Regions from separate parts of the Homo sapiens genome. Here region 1 is linked to region 2. The links are chromatin contacts, found by Hi-C or POLR2A ChIA-PET in ENCODE. All regions are on one chromosome and are shown on one strand. Each heading gives the region's core, a stretch centred on a gene start or an enhancer-like site at or near the end of the contact. The rest is flanking DNA. Distances are from core to core; before and after follow the strand shown.

What was found. Hi-C counts contacts between places; a loop is a spot of excess contacts on that map. ChIA-PET counts read pairs that join two places held with the same protein, here RNA polymerase II (POLR2A). Pooled maps may share reads with other maps.
Region 1: a map of OCI-LY7 shows a loop between it and region 2 (11-fold over the local background). The contact joins the enhancer-like site here to the promoter of ATAD1 in region 2. A Hi-C loop is called at or near these places in 7 of 168 maps with a recorded cell type or tissue (B cell, CD4-positive, alpha-beta memory T cell, CD8-positive, alpha-beta T cell and 3 more), 21 of 37 single-sample maps with no recorded cell type and 16 of 50 pooled maps. POLR2A ChIA-PET finds 5 or more read pairs at or near these places in 13 of 52 experiments (CD4-positive, alpha-beta T cell, CD4-positive, alpha-beta memory T cell, GM12878 and 9 more).

What each region holds. Positions count from the first base shown.
Region 1 is chr10:88,384,725-88,391,565 of GRCh38, forward strand. All of the region lies in intron 4 of RNLS (renalase, FAD dependent amine oxidase), which reads right to left. Among named protein-coding and RNA genes, the nearest start is that of RNLS, 200 kb to the right of the region's middle. Within about 2 kb of position 2,552, at least 19 of the 41 ENCODE cell types and tissues checked have a DNase peak (open chromatin) inside an H3K27ac peak, as active enhancers do; they include B cell, CD4-positive, alpha-beta T cell, CD8-positive, alpha-beta T cell and 2 more, where a contact is called at or near this core.
Region 2 is chr10:87,812,506-87,819,634 of GRCh38, forward strand. It overlaps ATAD1 (ATPase family AAA domain containing 1), which reads right to left and starts at 5,721. Exons shown (of 10, transcript NM_001321967.2): 1 at 5,662-5,721; 2 at 1,933-2,107. The coding sequence starts at 2,094. It also overlaps the pseudogene CFL1P1. RefSeq lists a silencer at 5,819-5,868.

The sequences.
Region 1 (6,841 bases), core at 1,302-3,801, 570 kb after region 2:
GGAGTTGATGGAGAACAGTTCCCAATTCAGCTGTCAATTTGAGCTTTTCGCTTATGAAATCTATGCTATTGAGTTGACGTTTGTTAAGGAAAAGAACCTAATGTCTGATAAACAGGCAAAAATTAACTATTACATTTAAATGTGACTATTGCAGATGTACTAAGTAGTTGAGAAAGCCAGTTGGGGTCATACTCACTTAGGCTTACACCTAGCTTTGCCTCCTTGTTAGCTGTGTGACCTTGGTCAAATCACTTAACCTTTCTGAGCTGAGGTACCCTCCTCTATAAAATGTGGATTTTAAGTAGGCTATTATAGAGGATGATGTGAGGATTTTAAAAGACCATGCATCAAAAGTACCTAAGATGAAGCCTGATTTAAGAATGAGCTCAGCAAATGCTAGCTCATTTCCTTGGATTAGCCTTTCTACACTGACCCAAGGCTTGCAAGGCAAAGCAAAACTAAATAAAAGCAAAATGAAGTTAAAAAGCCCAAACAAATAAAAACCAATTTGTTAATTGGGTGTTGGTGGATAAAAAGACTCTGAAAGTACATCCAGTCAAATTTGAATTTCAGGTAAACTATGAAATTATTTGTAGTATAAGTATATAAGTATGTAGTGTAAGTATCCCAAGCATTGCATGGGATATACTTACACTCACTAAATTCTTCACTGTTTATTCAAAATTCCAATTTAACTGGATGTCAGGTATTTCTATTTATTAAACCCGGCAGCCTAGACATGGTAGAATTTAGTAAGCCCAGACATGACAGACTCCTGAATAGCCAAGGCACAGAATTCAAAAGAGTCAAATGTGTTTCCAACTTGCTAACTGCAAAAGCATCAAGGAAAAGGTTGACCCCACCCTCTCTGTCTCTGCCAAGCAAAGAGCCCAGATGGGAAACCCCAGGTGAGTGATTTAGCCTCCTGTGCATACTCTATGGGATCCTGGTGCAGAGGTTGCTGGGAAAACCGTGGCAGCCTGCCCTAGGTTTTCCTTCGGGTGGGGCCCTGTGGTTATGGTGTGGTGACTCTTTGTCACGGTGCCCCTGCCACGCCCTGCTTAGTCCACCTGGTGGTTGGGGGTAGGGGAGAAGAGAAGTTACAGGCAGAAAAAAAGGACTTATCAATGTAACATATTTCTTAGGTGGTTTGTGCATTGCTGTTTGGGCTTGCAAAACTTTAATTATTACTTTGATGCAGAGTGGCTGCAGATTGTCACTGCCAGGCCTGATTTAATAGCCTGCTTGCACAAAGTCCGACAGAGATTGCTTTTGTTGCACTTTCTAACAGCTCGTGATGGTGGCTTTTTTACGTTAAGGAGGAAACTCTGTGGTTAAACTGTAGCCTAGGTATTTTTAGAGCCGTTACCATGTTAACCGAAATTTCGTACATTTCACCTGCAGGATATGCAGTCGTGCTTAGGGCCTTCCTTAAACTCTAACAAAAAATATAATTTAACAGTTGTTAATACTGTGCTTAGGACCAACTCCATGTTATCAGAAAAGCTACTGACCAAATACTGGACTGCTAAGAATCCTTTTTTTGGATGGGTGGTACTGTGCCATTAGAGAGTATTTTTTTTTCCTTGATATAAAACGAGTTGAAGGAACATAACCAAAAGGCTAAAATTGGTTAGTTCTAAAGGTCAGAGCCTGAAGGCAGTGACCCATTTGTTAATCATTAAGCTTTTCTAAGCCGTCTCTGACAGAATTCTGGCTTTCTGCCACTTCTCTGGTCATTTTAAACTGCAAATTCTTGTACTGTTTCAGTTTTTAAGTAGGTTTCAAAGGTTATGAGAAAGGCATAACTTGTTAGCTATTTTTCCTTATCAAACGTCTTTAGGGTTTTGGAAGGCAGAGCTGTTCTGTGTTAAGAGAATCCTCACAGCATACCCAGCCATACAGCATTTAAAGATGGACTCTTGGGTCCTCTGAAAAGGGTGGATTTCTAGCTATCATTCCCATGTTACTTAGTTTCCATAGATAAGCAGGATGTGAGGGCTGAGGACACCCACTTAGCCATTAGGTATTAGTTCCCAAATCACTGCTATCTCAGGGTAGTTGTCTCCAATAATCCCAGCACTGAAAGTTCAAAAAACAGGAGCAAAATAACCACAATGTATTTATCATCTTCTGTCATCAGTTATAAAGTGGAAGTACTTTAAAATATTTTGAATGCATTTTTGTAAAGCCCAGTGAGGTTCCAGTGCTATGACGTTTCATTGCCAGAAAACTCAATGCCAGTTTATGCTCTAGTCCATCTGAATAAAAAGTGATCTGTACACCCAAAACACATAAACAGAACTAAATTTTATGTAGCCAAGGGACATTAAGCTGCTAAAACATTTGCTTCAATATTGAACATGGAATAGCTGTCCTCTATTTCTCAAGGGAAAAAATATACAGTCAAACCTTGCTTATCCATAACCCAAACTTCCGGAAGCCTTAAGTATTTGGAACTGCTCCAAACCCAGAAGAGGGGAGGAGTGAGAGGAATAGAGTGGGGGTGGGAGAAGTGGGGAGCAGAGAGAGACAGAGAATGAACTAGCGGAAAGCAAGCAAGTCAGCTTTTAGAAGTAGACCTGAAGCCCTAGCAACACTGAAAAGAGACCTGGAGCTTACATCTGATTGGCTTTCCAGCCAGAAGGAATAGAGAGCTCTGATTGGCTGGTGATGATGTCTCCAAATAACCAGCCTTTTTCAGGAAAGCAAATTTATGTGGCAGAAAGGACAAGAGACAGAAGAAGCACGCAAGAAGAAAAGCGAGGAGAACAGAGCAAAAAAAAAAAAAAAAAAAAAAGGAAGATTATTTGTTACAGTGGTGGAGACTGAGACAAAAATGAGAATAACAAGCCTATTTACGTAACTGCTTACAGTTTACAAAGTGCTTTTACATGTAATCATTGATATTGTCTTTACAAAGACCTGCAGGGCTCCCAGAAGTTAAATGGCATGCCCCAGGTCACCCAGCTAGTAAGAAAAATAGTGCATGTCTTCTGGCTAAAAATCTAACACTTTTGATATGGAGCAGGTGTTGTGGAGATAATGATTTAGAGTTGTCCTGTAGGACAGAGGGAAGCAAATGCTCTGACAGCAGAAAAGAAAATCAGAAGGCACGTCAGCCTGTAGTTTAGCGGGCAATGCAGACAGGAGTGAAGGGCTCCCTGTTCTTCACGACCACACACCTTGAAAACATAGATATAGGAAACATCTCTGTGGGTATTTGGAAGGGGAGATGGTTGTGGTACAAATGAAACCTATGTCTAGAGGGCTCAGAGGGCAGTCCTGAATATATTTCCCTGGGGTGTATCACAGTCGCCTTTCATTTAACACGTAGAAGTTGGATACCTAATTATTCCTTCCATCTATCCTTGAAAGCTGTTCCTTCCTCAGGCTTAGTCGACAACATAACCATTCACCCAGTTGCTCAAGCTAAGAACCTGTAAGTCATCTTTGTCTTAATTTTCTTTCCATGTTTAATTTATCAGCAAGTCCTGTAGATTCTACTTCTAAAACACACCTTGAATAAGGCTACTCTGTTCATCTCCATAATCACCATTGTTTTCTCCTTCTGAGCCACTGCAATAACTTGCTATTTGGTTTCAATACTTTCTGGCACCCTGTCTTCCCCAGCTCTTGCCTCCTTCCCTTGAAATCCATTCTCTGGACTATGCCATCCTGCTTAAAACATGCCTGAGAATAATTCAAAATCCTTCCCAGGATCTGGCCCCAGTTTAATTTGCCTCACTCTGCCTAGGACTCACTGTTCTAGCTATGGAGGCCTCCTTTTTGTTATCAGAACACAGCACAGTCTTTCCAGCTGAAGAGACTTAAATATTTTGCTGGTCCCTGTCTCCATGTTATCACATGGCTAGCTCTTTCTCCTATCTCATGCTATCTACACAGACAGTCCTACTCTCACAAGCTGTGTGAGAGTTCCCTTCATTCTCATAGAACCTTTTTATTAACTTTCTGTGACCTCTCAAACTGAAATTACTTATGTTTTTATTTGATTCCTTGTTTATCATCGTCTTTTTATATGACTTCCCCCTACTAGTAATCAAACTCCATTAAGACAAGGATCAGGTCAATTGCCCTCATCACTGTATCCCCAGAGCTTACAACGTGGTACACAGGAGATACTCAATAACTATGTGTCGAATGAATAAGTGAATAAATATCAGGGAATTAACATACCCTACATGTTACATAGTACCATGCATCAGTGGAGCCATGGATATGAGACACTGTGTTTCCTGTTTGTAACCTGTTATTTGTTAATTCCTGTCAGAGTTGAGAGCTCTGATAGTAGCTGCCATCATCTGGGGAGTTCTATGGAATCTTGCCACCATGAGTTCTGGAAAAGGGAATCTGTTTGTGTTGGGACTTGAGGGATGGTATAAATTAACTCCCAAGGTTTATTAGTAGTAAACAATTAAAATCCACCCTGAAATTGGAGCTTTACTAAAGATGGCTATTTTGTAGCATGTAGGAAATTACGATATTGGTTTACCTCCTAGGATTCAAAAAGCATTCATTCTCTTTTGGAGCCAGAAAAGGAGAGGTATGTCTCCTAACAGAACTGTGCTGGGTTTTTTTTTGTTATTGTTGTTTTCTTTTTTTGACAGTCTGTGGAGCTCACACATTGGCCATAATAAAGCCTGCTATCTATTTTTGATTTGTCAAAGTTGTGCTTGAGAGTGATTAACATACCCTTAGCAAAATGAATCATTCTATAGAGATTTAAAAGTCACGATGGAATAAATATCTTGGTCAAAGGTATTGCTGCTTTAATTACATTCATTTGTTTCAATATTTCGGTTTTAGGGATTTCTTAACTGAGTTGTTAAGGATCCTTTTAGGGATTTCTTAACTGAGTTGTTAAGGATCCTTTTGAAAGTGAAGTTTACCATGGTGCCCTCTGGTGGAATGAAATTCGCACAGTTTTTAAAGCTAAAGCCCTATCTAGTGAGAATGCATACAGAAATAAAAGGAGCAACATTAAATACAAATGTCCAAAAACTATAAGCAGGGTACTCTTGCTATTGGGGGACTACAAGATATACCTGCCTCAGAATATTTACAGATTCAGGGATAGGGCATGTAGTTGCTATAAAGGAAGAGCAATGACATAAATACATACAATTCCAAATCCATTAGAAAATGAGGGCCAGAAGCCACAGCATTTCATATCATCTGGCAACACTGACACTGACTAATTAGGTATTATATTGAGAAAGTCAGAAGAAGGTGATGGCAATTACAGCATTTGCAACAATATTCATAAATAGCTAGGAACACAAGGGGGAAATACAATTTGGTTGTGGTCTATCAAGAACCAGTGGATATTCATTTGATAGGACTTTTGTAATTAGGCTCACCATCAAAGCTGATAAAATCATCAAAATGGTAAGTGTCCCAGTGTTGGTTCCTTGAAACTGTGTTGTGACCAGACTTAGTGACTCCTTGATAAAGCAGCTTTCACGTGTCTTCACAAGGAAATAAAGTGAAAGTCTCTGGGACGCTATCTGGGTCACACACCACAGGGATCCTGCTCAGAGGATTTAGAACATTGGACCAGCTCACTAAGGAAAGATGTCAAGGCCCTTCTTTGAGGACCTAAGGAAGTTTTTAATATTCGTTCGTCTGAATGCACTAAATAAAACTCTCATTCCAAATAAGATAAAAGAGGGGAAAAAAGTGTTTGAGCATCCAATCCCCCAAAGTGTCTGCAAATTATTTAGTATTATTTCAGTACTCAAACTTCCTGAAAGGTGGAATGTGGGGCAGAGGAGTAGTGAGCAGGGACCATAGCACACATGCATTTAGTCAGCTTGTTGGTTTTCTTATTGGGGACCTTTCTTTGAAACTTGGTGCACCTCAGATTTTAAAAAACCCAAAGCCAAAAAACAACTAACAGCTGGCTCTTCTAAAGCAGTGGCTCTCAGAGGAATGGTACTGCCTTCTAGGGGATATTTTGGAAGTTTATGAGGGCCATTTTTCTTGGGAAGGGTGTCTCAAAGTATAAATTATTATGGGACTGTTAACTGACATTCAGTGGGTAGTAGTCAGGGAGGTAAGGGGAAGTTCCATATCATGTTAGATTTTACTGTCCCACCAACTATTCATGTAGATTTTTAAAAAATCTGTATGTAATGATTTAAGCCTAGGACCAAATTCAATCTTACATAAAAAATTAAATATTTCTTTTCATGGTTTTAATAGACACCTAATTTCCCATAAATGCAAATCCAATGTAAACTAACTGAAGACTATACTTTGTTTCATTTGAACCTTACTGAGAATTGTTAATCATTTTTGAAAATTATAATATCAATATCCATGGCACATATGACATTTGAATCCTCTGAAAATATAACTGCAATAATTTGTAACATCCCAATTCAAAGTGATTATACAAACAGGTGTGTCTGATTATGTCTTCCAGTGTAGTTGTCCCCAAGCATTTTCAATTATTATTATGATATTCCTTTCTTCTTCTTTAAATTACAATTAGGCAATCATATTAGTAATTTTAAAATAATGTGTACTGGCCAGGAATAGTGGCTCATGCCTGTAATCCCAGCACTTTGGGAGTTCCGAGGCCGGTGGATCACAAGGTCAAGAGGCCGAGACCATCCTGGCCAACATGGTGAAACCCCATCTCTACTAAAAATACAAAAATTAGCCGGGCATGGTGGTAGGCACCTGTAGTCCCAGCTACTTGGGAGGCTGAGGCAGGAGAATTGCTTGAACCCAGGAGGTGGAGGTTGCAGTAAGCCAAGGTCGCGCCACTGCACTCCAGCCTGGCGACAGAGCGAGACTCCGTCTAAAAAACAAA
Region 2 (7,129 bases), core at 4,471-6,970:
GCCTGTCTCGGCCTCCCAAAGTGCTGGGATTATAGGCGTGAGCCACCACATGGCCAGTCAACAGCATGTTTAACAGCTGGTCAGAGATGTAGGGAAGAGAAGAGGAGGGGTAACCAAGAAGCTATAGCCGTTGGCCAAGCAAATCCCATTTCATCCTGAGTGTTTTAAACACTGGTAAATTACTGTGGAATGGGATAATGCTAGAAGCAAAAAGTATCCCTCCTTTTCAGTTGATGATGGATTCTAAAATGCTGTGTATTTTTTATCAGCCTCAGTCCACCCAACAAAACAAAAAGGACCAAAGAAGGAAAAAGTAATGCATTCTATTTAAAACTGTCCTTGCCTACCCTAGAGGCCAAGCTCTTTCATGAAGCCATCTTCAACTACCACAATCACTGGTGACTACTATTTTCTCTAAGAGCCACAGTTTCTGTCTACACTACTCAATAAGCAACTGGGATATGCTACTTACTATTATAATTTATATTATCATGAACAAGTCTTTTCTCCCTATCATGGGCACTATGAAGGACATAATATCTAATGTTTCATATACCTAATATTTAGAATAATACTATACACATAATTTTCAATGAAGGCTTGTAGTACTTAGCATCTATATTTAGCTTTCTGTATGTCTTCTATATGTGTATTCAGGAGTTCTTAGAAGCCAAGGGGAAAAAAAGACAAAATTATCTTTAAAAGTCACACCTCTGCTTTTTAAAATGCTGAAACGATGTAACTTATAATATTTTGACATCATACTTAAACTGACTTTCATGATTCAGGTGGGAGAAAAAAACCCAACACTTAGGTTGACATATGGATATACTCAAACTAGTTTTTCTTTTTTTTTTTTTTTAAATCTACCCTGGTCAGACTTCCCAGAGACTTACAAATAGGCTGATAATATCATCTAGAACTTCAGTCAACTATTTTATAATAAAATTCAAGGAAAAAGTTCAGAATTCTCCAAAGTGCCTTTCAGATATATACTTATTGCAGTGTTTATAAAATTGTGGTTTTCACTTTTTACTGATTTAAGGGCTAACATTGTAAAACAGTCATTTATTTACATCCCTATTTCCCACAATAGCCTATAGCATTTTGAAAGAACAAGATTTATTCATCTTTTTTCTTTGGTACCAAGTAGTTGATAGGGACTCAATAAATGTTTATTGAATAAATCTGTCACAACTCACAAGACAGATCTAAAAATCCATGAATATCCTATTTAATTATTTTAAGATAAATTATGTTATTATACCATAAGATATTCAATAAGACATAAATATTTTAGTTATTAATTATTGTTTAAAAAAAAAGAGCCAGAAGGGAAAAGCCACCTAACAGCACAAAAAATCTGTAAGACTCCTTTAAGGTTTTTATGTTTTGATGACAAACAGAAACCAATCACCTTTAAAAGGAAATGAACACAAGAGGCAGCAGATAAAAAGTTAAAAACTACAGCTTATATTAATAATCAACAACTTTTACAGCAATTCATTAATTAGATTTTAGTGTAGCTTATAAGTTTAAGACTGAGAGCGTTTCAGTATTATCCACATTTCAGATGTCATACACAGCAAAAGGCATATCATTACTGAAGATAAATATTTTGGGTTAGCCTAAAAACTTTTATCTAGATCCTACCTCCAAAGCTGACAAAAATATTCTAATGAAGATGTTCACAATATTTTATTGTTTATTCATTTTTCTTCTGATAAGTTGTTTATATAGTAAAAAATGACTTGAAATAATGTCATAATAAACTAGTACTTTGTAAGAGTAATAAAACTATGAGTACCAATACATTTTCATGTGGGTCTTATAGAATTTCTCATTAATTTGTGAACTCTACCAAATTTTTAGTTTGAGGGGAAAATACTTGTTAGCCACAAGAAAAATGATCTTCAAACATTTCAATCATACCTGTTTCTGAGCTTCTACTTTTTGCTTTCTGGTTGGATCAATTGCATCTACCATCCATTTGATAGTAAAGTATGTCACTGCACCAAATATTGTCAAACGGAAAATTAAACCAACAACTTCATTCCGACTCAAAGGACGAGAAAAGGCTTCAGCATGTACCATCTTGAATGTTAACCTTAAAAAAACAAACAGAAATGTCACTAGGTAATAACTATACTTATTAAAATTGTAAGACTAACAAAGTAGCTTAAACTAAGAAAGAAAAACTAACTTCTAGTCAAATTAAAATATTACCTACCTTAAAAAAAGTGTTTCATTTTAAGGAGAAATGGATTTTTAAATGTTAAGTAAACAAATACATTTAAAGCTCCTCTTGCAAACTAGAAGTAGACTAGAAATTAAGATTTATTTGGTAGTAGAATTAATCATTTTATTTGAAAAATACAGTAAATATCTTAAGGTATTTACTCAAAACAGCTTTAAAGAACTATTTCAGAGTCTAGGAAAGTATCAACTATAACACTAATCCAACTGAAGAAAGGCAGCCCAACAATACTAATGTGACGGTAAGAATTTCTTCTATTAACTGTATCATATACCAGGTAATTTTTGAGTGAAATTCAAATTGTGAACTGACTCACTTTTTCCTCATACATACTTTTAAAGGTTTTCAAGGCCTGCTTAAATTTAAACATGCCATTTCCTCAGTAATAAGTGGTATTAACTTTTTTGAGCCACACTATTGTTCCCAACAACCGGGCTAAGTAGGAAGCAATAGAACTTGGAAAAATCTTGAACTGAGACAACTACTACAAGAATACAGCACTCACCCAAGCTAAAGAGAAAAAAAATGAGATAAATGTGCCTATTTTTGCATATATCCCTGAACAGCTACATCAATCAAAGCTAGGCTTACAGAAGACATACACTCCTCTGTCAATGGCAATAACTACCCGGAAGAATAAGCTTGTTAGGGATGATATGACTATCACATTTTGGGAGATAGGATCTTAGCTTCAAATACTGCCATTATACTCTCAGCACAGGAGTGTGCTGAATGCTATGGGATATATAAGAAAAAGAGAATATATATTTGTACTTACATAAACATGAAAAAAAACAGAATTTGTATGGCTCAGCAGATAAAAGTTAGGTACTGCAAAGATTAATATCCATGGTCCTTCCAGCTCTAAAATTCTCCTCTCACTACTACTAAATTAAAGAGCCTCTTCACCTTCCTCCCTCTAGAATAGCTCCAAAAATTTTTTATTTCCTTTTATACCCCTCACCTCCACTCAAGGATATATACTCCTTCTCTCTAATCAAAAGACCCCAAAGTATTTCCTTTATACGTTTCCCAAGCATTCAAAACTATTCTAATCTAGAATCTAGCTCCAGAGTCAATTGTAAGCATTTTCTCTTTCACCTCTTTTCAAAGGGACTCTATAAATAGCTGGAGTCACTACCATCTGAAAATCCCACATATATTTTCCCTTCAGCGTATCTGTCTAGTATCCTGCATGGGCCATTTACCCTCATTCACCTAGGATTAGTCAAATTCTATCCTAACTTCAAAAATCAACTTTATTTGCTCCATAAAGCCTTTCAAATCACATGAATCTTCGTATTATTCATTTCGCCCTATTACACTATCTTAAAAAAGTCTTGCTTTTGAGATATCTACTCGACTAGAGTTTAAATCCTTATAAACAAGATGTATATCTTATCTACCTTTATAACTGTCACACACAAAACAGACGTTTATAATTGCCACACACAAAACAGAGGCTATTCAAAAATTATGTTCAACAGATAAATTGTAACTGAAGGAAATCTCCCATTCAATCATTGCAACAGTCACTTCTGAAGGATTTCCAAAAGGTTCCACATTTCTCCACTAGGAGCCATTCACTTCACAATAATTAGATTTAATTTAAACTTAACAACTAAATAATTGAAAGCCTTCATTTTGGAGGAAGAAACTTTGGCCTAGGGATGGTAAATGATTTAATTCATTCAATTTGCATTTACTGAACATCTATATATGACGCCCACTATATATTGGATATACAATAATTGTTAAGATATCACCACTTCATTCAAAGAACACACTGTCCGGCTATTATATTAATTATAAAGAAAGCAAAAGAAGCCAAAAAGGAGAAGGCACCTAACTGAAATCTCTCTTCATGGAACAAACCAAAGTGTGCTATCTTCCATCAGCATGGATTCCAAAAAAAACGGGTTACACAATATTTCACTTCTCATAGGAAGTAAAAAACTGACTTTTCTAGTCTTTATTCCACAAAGTTGAAAATGCAGTTGAAACGTGTTATATCACTACGTGGGGTATACTCACAGAGGAAAATAATTTAGACAAGATAAGGGTTTTATTAACCTAATCTGTGAAAAGCGGTGGCATTCCAGTAAAACGTTTTCGTTTTAGAGTTGGTAGTGATAAAACTACCAACCAAGTCATCTACTGGATATTCATTGAACTACATGAACAAATTAGGGCTGTTATGAACACATCCCAGTCATCAAGATAGTAACAACTTTTAATCCCATAAAAGGTCAACACACAAAACCCGTTTATATCCTTCCCAATTCTGAAATTTTTAATGTAATAAAGACTTAGGTCTACTAAGGCCACTTGTAAAATAGTAGTCTACCTTTTTAAATTACTTCAAAATCCTTCAATGAAACTGAAACTTGTTTTGTAGACTGTAACTATATATACTTTATTGTACACTCATGTATCATTCATTTGGTATTGATATACCTAAAATGTAAGGCTGTTACAGCAGCAATACCATCACCAGCGAACATACAATAAAAGCTGCATGCGCATACAACAGCAGGGAGCGTATTTCAATCCTGTATAAACATTAGGTTCAACAAAATGAATACACAAATATGTACATATACGATGATAGTGCTGTATGCAACTAAGAAACATCCTAAAACACTATAACCTAGAGTTATTTGTTAGGCAAATATGGTATCAGGTCGTTTCATTTTAAGTTCTCCATTTCCGAGTGGAAAACCGTGAAATCGTACTACCTCATCTATGAGCAATTTATTGACATGTATAGCATTCATAGCATAGCATTCACTGTAGTATTTCTCTCCTAATTCATTGCAGTATTTCACAAATCGTTTCTCAAACTCAAAAGTCCCAGTTTTGCAGGCATAAAGGCCCTACGAATACAGCCTATGACAATGAAGGCCTGCCAATCTTCACAAAGAGGGCAGGTTATTATTAACATCACCATCTTTTGTGAAAGCGTGCCCGGCCCTGAAGAACCACCTTCGATTTTGCACAAGGTGGTGGCCGCGCCTGTGCGACAATCAGACCTGGTTCATTCCAGCCGCCTTCGTCTAGGTTCGCCTGGTTCTGAAGTCTTCCGGGACGACCTCAAACCCCCACAGTGACCAGGATGCCGACAAAGATTCCCTCGGGAATGGCACGAGTCTTGGGGAAGAGCTAAGCAGACCCTAAGGGCCCAGGCCGGGCCGGACGCCAAGGCGAGGCCCGGGACGCCCTTGGAGGTTAATCCTCTAGATACTAAGGGCTGCGGGGCGCTTGGGGGCGGCACTGAGGTAGGGCGTGGGAGAAGACCGGGGTGACCTTTCCTCCGGGGGTTCCCAGGTCCGAGACGGTCCTTAAAGGACCTCAGAAGGATACGACAACCATCCCATGAGGCCCCACGGGAACCAGCTACTCACCCAGGGGCAGAAACAGCAAGAGCAAGTGCCCTCAGCCGGCCTCACACAGGAAGGAAACGCAACCTGGGAGAGAACGCTTCCGGCGGGAGGCGCGGCGCACTCCCTCCCACGGAGCATGCGCGACCCGCGGTCGCCGGCGCGGAGGGGGCGTGCTCCCAGGCTTAGAAACAGTGAGGGAGAGCAAATTCGCGCACCTGATGTCTGCTTAAGCTACCTGCTAGACTGAGACTTTCTGCGAAGCCGGCGTGTCTGCGAGCAGCACTCGCTAAGGCTCTGCGTTTAACAGACACTACCTTTGGGAAGGCGCTTATCACAAAAAGTCCCTGCCCTTCTCGCGGGCTCGGGGCGCAACCCTGACAAATCGGGCAGCCTTCTTGAGAGTGCAGAAATGCTCTGCGTACCCAGCAAATACATTCTCTCCTTCCCACCACTCTGTGCAAACCCTCACGCCGCGGCTTTGTGTCTGTACTTTAGCCAAAACGCAGAAGCTTATGGCCACCCTCCACTCCTCACCCCTCATCCCTCACCACCTGCCTTTCAATTCTCGGGTGAGCTCACCCTTCTCCCCCATCTCTGTGCTGACAAACACCTCGGGGTGGCGCCTGACAATCTTTCCGCGAAAAGATTTAGCAGCCCACGCCACCAGACTCGGTAGTTAGGACGGAATAGGGCATCTGGTAACAGATTTTGCATTTTGGTGATTTCCCTTTTTCTTTCACCCCTTTTCCTTTCCAGAACGAGCGACGTGACACAAGAGGTCCCAAGGGAGCAAACCTGAAAGCCAGAGCCTCCTGAATACACAAACTGCCGGTGGGCCAGATGACATTAGACACTCCTGAGATACGAGAAGCATCACTTCCTTCAGACAGAGTCGGTGAGACTATGATGTAATGAGAGTTCTCCCTGTGTTCCTCAGGAAGGCAGCTTGTGCCTTTCTACTTGAGGCATCATCTTTGATGGCTAAAGAATTCTGCAGCTTGGCCAGCGCGGTGGCTTACGCCTGTAATCCCAACACTTTGGGAGGCCGAAGCGAGAGGATCACTTGAGGTCAGGAATTCGAGACCAGCCTGGACAACATAATGAGAAATCGTCTCTACAAAAAAAAAAAAAAAAAAAAAAAAAAAACCACCTAAAAATTAGCTGGATTTGGTGGCGCATGTCTGTAGTCCCAGCTACTTGGGAGGCTGAGGTGGGAGAATCGCTTGAGCGTGGGAGATCACGGCTGCAGTGATCAAGCCACTCCACTCCAGCCTGGGCGACAGAGCAAGCCCCTGTCTCAATAATAATAACAATTTTGCAGCCTGATTGTTAACGAATGTTACTAGTTACAAACTTGTAATAATGTGGTGAAGATAATACCTAGTTAATGTCTGCTGGGGTGGGGCAATAAGCTTCTATGTGCTTTACATGCATAACCTAAATATCTCCCCCAAAATCCTCTAAAATAGCTATCATTTTCTCCGTTTTT